Linked DNA regions of Homo sapiens: region 2 is linked to region 1. Evidence: chromatin contacts called from ENCODE Hi-C or POLR2A ChIA-PET data. All regions are on one chromosome and are shown on one strand. The core of a region is the stretch at or near the end of the contact, and the rest is flanking DNA. Distances in the headings are between cores, read along the strand shown. Region 1 has its middle 60 kb from the start of GCNT1. Region 2 overlaps LOC105376095 (a long non-coding RNA gene).

Region 1 (2,700 bases), core at 42-2,541:
AGATCTTTTCTGACCATCTGTGTCCCCCACGGCCTTACATAAATGTCCACTCTTTTCTCTGGCTTCCACAGTATCCTAGACAGAATTAATCACCATCATCTAAAATAGGCCATTGAACTTACTTGTGCACATATGTGTGATTTTTTTTTAAATCAACTTTATTTTTTAGAGCAGTTTTAAGTTCACAGCAAAATTAAGTGAAAAGTACAGAGAATTTCCATATTCCCATATACCCTCTACCTTTCCTGTCCCCAATTAATATTGGGGGATAATAGAAATATCCCCAATTACCTCCCCACTTTTATTTATTTATTGAGATGGAGTCTTGCTCTGTCACCCAGGCTGGAGTGCAGTGGCGCCATCTCAGCTCACTGCAACCCCTGTCTCCTGGGTTCAAGTGGTTCTCCTGCCTCAGGCATGCGCCACAACGCCTGGGTAATTTTTGTGTCTTTAGTATAGATGGGGTTTCACCGTGTTGGCCAGGCTGGTCTTGAACTCCTTACCTCAGGTGATCTGCCCACCTCAGCCTCTCAATGTGCTGGGATTACAGGCGTGAGCCACCGCGCCCAGCCATTGCTGCTACTTTTAATGGCAAAACCCACAATTACTTTTGCACCAACCTAATAAATCGATAAAGTCAATTAATTTGCTTAATTTTGATTAACCACTCTTAAGGGAAAAAAATAATTTTAGATATTTTTTCCTCAAATAGAAACCATAAACAATCGAGGGGGAAAATACGGACTTACTGATAACCTTTTATAATTTGGCTGAATTCAGCTTGTCTTTATTCTCCCTGTGAAATAAAACCTTACTGAAAACTAAACACCGCACCTGAATTAAAGTGTCCTGTCAGGTTTTTTTCCTGCCCACAAATATTTCTGTTCAGGAAATTTGATCTTTAGGAATCTAATGTCCTTTCCTCACTGCCTAAGCATGCAACTGAAATAACAGGGTGGGTGGACTGATCCCTCATGTGTGGTTACAGAGCTGCGGGCTCAGGCAGGTCGAAGTTCCTTCTGTTCACCAGGAGAAGAGAAGAAAGAACGAGGAGCCGGAGACAGTGCACTTTTGTGGGTCTCCAGCTGCATTCTTTCCCAAGCCATTTCTAGAAACTGCATGAGGGAGGTCAGGGTACACCTGTTTCCTAGGAAGCTGGACTCCACTTCGCATGAAGTGCAAACAAGGAAATAGGGATGGAGAGTGAAAACAGGGAAGAGTATGAGTGCAAAAGCTTGAAAAAAAATAGTATGCATTTTTGACTTAGGAGGGCAACAATAAACCAGTGGGACAAGAGAGAGGAAAGCCTTCCCCAGGAATCTTTCCTCATAACTTTGCGTGGTAGGTGGGCTGTGGGGACAGACATGATTCAGTACTGCTGTGTCACTTAACAGTTGAATCTGCCCTGGAGTGCAATGTCAGACGATGAGAAATTGCCTACTCTAATTTTTATAGCCATTTAAGAATGTTTCCCTCTACCTGGGCACTATTGACATTTTGGGCTAGATAATTCTTTGTTGTGGGGGTGGAGGCTGTCCTGTGCATTATGAATGTTTGGCAGCAGCCCTGGTCTCTACCTGTTAGATGCCAGTGGCAACCCCAACCCAACCCCAAGGCATCATCTTGTGATAAAGATGCCTCCAGACATTGTGAGATGTCTCTTGGAAGGTAAAATCGTCCCTGCTTGAGAACCCCTGATTTATAGGAATAATTTCGTTTCCATCGCAGTGCCTGTCTTATATTGGGCAGAGTGTTTACTATGTGAAAGTTACTGACTAGGTACAGGTTTACCTTGGTGAACCAAATATTCATGATTGCTGCTCGTATGGGACTTAAATCTGATGAGTGAAAAGATGGATGGGTGAATGTAGGATGTCTCAAAAAGCAGATGTGATTTCTCTTAGGAATCAACCAGTGTTAAAAAGAAAAAATGTCACCCAGCCTACTTCCTTTCTACTCAATCACAGGGGGTTAAAAAGAATCCTTGTGTGAGGCAGGCCAAGGAGTCCCCCATCAGATAACTCAGGAAAAAAAAGCAATAATGTTGGCTGGGCATGGTGGCTCACACCTGTAATCCCAGCACTTTGGGAGGCTGAGGCAGGCAGATCATGAGGTCAGGAGTTCGACACCAGCCTGACCAACATGGTGAAACCCCATCTCTACTAAAAATACAAAAATTAGCCTGTTGTGGTGGTGCGTGCCTGTAATCCCAGCTACTCAGGAGGCTGAGGCAGGAGAATTGCTTGAGCCTGGGAGGCGGAGGTTGCAGTGAGCCGAGATCATGCCACTGCACTCCAGCCTGGGTGACAGAGTGAGACTCCGTCTCAAAAAAAAAAAAAAAAGGACAATGATACCTATGGACTATATGACAGGCTTTTGGAAATATAAGGAAACTAGATACAGTGTATTACAAATAATTTTCAAATACTAGACTGCTTCAAAATCAAATAAAAGGGTTGGTAAAAACAGATGTCTGGGCTCTACCTTATGTTTTAAAATCTATGAGGGTGAACCAGGTATGATTAATTCTTTTTTAAAAAAGATATATACATGTACACATATATTTAATTGAGACAGGTTCTCACTATGTTGTCCAGACTGGTCTCGAACTCCTGGGCTCATGCAGTCCTCCAACCTCAGCCTCCCAAGTGCTGAGATTACAGGCATGAGCCACCACACAGCCAGCCAGGTATGATCACT
Region 2 (2,700 bases), core at 114-2,613, 86 kb after region 1:
GAGCTGTGGAAGGAAAGTCCACAAGCATCAATTTCCTATCAGGAAGTATCCTATGTGGCAGCAGGAACTTTTGATGACGTAAACACGTTTGCTGGGGGCAATGAACATCAAACACCATGGTCTCAGTAACTACATAGAACTTACCAGATACCCTAAAGGTCAAAAAGCCTGCAGAGCCACCTGCCTTTGAATGGACCACAGGGTCTTGGACAATGAACATCCCCATAGCAAACATGTGCCAAAGATCAAACAACATTTTCTAGGCAATTTGTGACAGATTTCACCACTAAAGAGTAAAAGAGCCCACATAGTGACTGATATTGGGAGTCTTCTCATCCTAGTAAATGGGGATATCTTAGTCTTTTTGTGCTGCTAGAAAAAAATTACTACAGTGGATAATTTACAAAGAATAGAAATTTATTTCTCATAGTTTGAGAGGCTGGAAAGTCCAAGATTAAGGTACTGACATTCAGTGACTGGTGAGGGCCTTCTTGTTGTGTCCTCACATGGCACAAGGCAGAAGAGCAAAATAGCCCAGCTAGCTTTCTCCAGCACTTTATTTATTTATTTATTGTTTTTAGAGAGGGTCTCACTCTGTTGCCCAGGCTGGACTGCAGTGGCACGATCACAACTCACTGCAGCCTCAACCTCCCAGGCTCAAGCAATCCTCCCATCTTAGCCTCCTGAGTTGCTGGGACTGCAGGCATGAGCCACTACATCTGGCTAGTTTATAAAATTTATAAAATTTTTTATAGAGACAACATCTCCCTATTTTGTCCAGGCTGGTCTCAAACCCCTGGCCTCAAGCACTTTTCCTGCTTTGACCTCCCAAAATGCTGGGATTACAGGCATGAGCCACCGTGTTTGGCCCCTCCAGCACTTAAAAAAAAAAATTAAAAAGAGACAGGGTCCCTCTGTGTTGCCCAGGCTGGTCTTGGACTCCTGGGCTCAAGTATTCCTCCTGCCTTGGTCTCCCAAAGCGCTGTGCTGGGATTACAGGCATAAGCCATCGCACCCGGCCCCCTTTAGCATTTTTATAAGAGTTTAACCACAGCCATGAGGATGGAGTCCTAATGATTTAATCATCCCTAAAAGACTCACTCTTAATACCATCACACTGGGTCTTAGGTTCTAACACATGAATTCTAGGGGAACACCAACATGCAGACCATAGCAGGAGGTTAGAACCAGATATAATCTAATTTAGAAAAATTAAGCATCACATAGACATCTCTTTTATCATGGTATTATGAAGGTATATTATACTTATATTTATCACTTACTTCATCTTTATCACTCTTTGTAGTAGGTATCGCTTATTCTTTTTACAGAAAGAGGAACTGCAACCCAGAGAAGTGAATATATGTTTAATGAGCTAACACAGAAGAAGAAACCAGGGCTGGAGAACCCCCTGTATTGTGAGGGGTCATTTGGAATCACCTTACCTGGCTTAAACTAGCAAACGAGAAGGAAGGAAATATATTGACTAATATAATAGACAAGTCTGGAGTTAAGACTGCAATCAGGCTGCACCGTTGATTCAGGGGCTCAGTTAAAGCCTTCAGGATGCTGTTTCCCCCCCGTTCATCTCTATTGTATGCTTCCTCATTTTCAGGCTTCTTGTGGTAGCAGGATGCATCCCAGCAAGTTCAGACCTAAAACTTTCCAGATTCAAGTGCCCCTAAAGATGTGGTGGCTCTCACAAAAGTCCCTGCCAAATCGTATTGTGTCTTTCAGGTCACATATCCATCTCTGAGTCTGTCACTGGGAGAATGGGATGCTTTTTTGGACCAGGCCTGACTTACATACCCATCTGGGACAATAGGACTTTCTATGGGGACAACTTCATCTGTACATGGACAGAGACTGAAGAATGGAGGTAATCTCTCCAGGATTGAGTATTGTTGAGTAGAGGTATAGTTGATTTCCACTGGTAGAAATGATAACTCCAAAGATGACATTTTATTGCTCGATTGGATAGTACTCAAATTTTCATCTATTAGGTAATTCATTTGAACATTCCTGATGTTACGTCTCCTGTTTTCTGTTCTTTTGACCAGTCTTAACATCTTATTTAACATAATTAATTAATGAGTTAAACAAATCTTTAACATCTGTTCACTTTGTGTGAAAGTCATGTTTTTAACTTTCTTTTTTCTGAGACAAGGTCTCACTTTGTTGCTCAGGCTACGGTGAAGTGGCATGATCACAGCTCACTGCAACCCTGACCTCCTGCGCCTCAAGCGATCCTCCTGCCTCAGCCTCCCAAGTAGCTAGAATTACAGGGGGCTCCACCATGCCTGGCTAAGTTTTTAACTTTTTGAAAATTGTATTTCAACAATTGAGAGGAAGCTATCTTCCTCTCAGTATCTTCAGGGATATCATAGCTTTAAATTTAGCTAACATTTTAAACAACTTGCCATCCAGGTTAGCCAGACTTCTTGAAAGTGGTTCCTCCAGCCCCCAGCCAAGCTGCCCTGGCAGATGCTATCTGGAATTGAGATGAGCTGTTCCTTCTGATTCCTGCCCAAATTGTAGATTAGTGAGCAAAATAAATGAATGGTACTGTTTTAAGCCACTCAGTTTTGGGGTTATTTGTAACACAACAATAAATGAATGATACAAGGAGACTTTCCTTTACATACATCTTTGTCTGAAATTTTTACAACAAACCCTTGTTACATTTAAAATTTTGCTGTT

Evidence for each region. Hi-C counts contacts between places; a loop is a spot of excess contacts on that map. ChIA-PET counts read pairs that join two places held with the same protein, here RNA polymerase II (POLR2A). Pooled maps may share reads with other maps.
Region 2: a pooled map shows a loop between it and region 1 (2.2-fold over the local background). The contact joins two enhancer-like sites. A Hi-C loop is called at or near these places in 1 of 50 pooled maps. POLR2A ChIA-PET finds 5 or more read pairs at or near these places in 4 of 52 experiments (Caco-2, WTC11, activated CD4-positive, alpha-beta T cell and 1 more).

Annotation. Positions count from the first base shown.
Region 1 is chr9:76,518,285-76,520,984 of GRCh38, forward strand. No RefSeq gene overlaps it. Among named protein-coding and RNA genes, the nearest start is that of GCNT1, 60 kb to the left of the region's middle. Within about 2 kb of position 1,292, at least 2 of the 41 ENCODE cell types and tissues checked have a DNase peak (open chromatin) inside an H3K27ac peak, as active enhancers do.
Region 2 is chr9:76,604,113-76,606,812 of GRCh38, forward strand. It overlaps LOC105376095 (a long non-coding RNA gene), which reads left to right. Exons shown (of 12, transcript XR_007061586.1): 2 at 1,738-1,879. Among named protein-coding and RNA genes, the nearest start is that of GCNT1, 150 kb to the left of the region's middle. Within about 2 kb of position 1,364, at least 2 of the 41 ENCODE cell types and tissues checked have a DNase peak (open chromatin) inside an H3K27ac peak, as active enhancers do.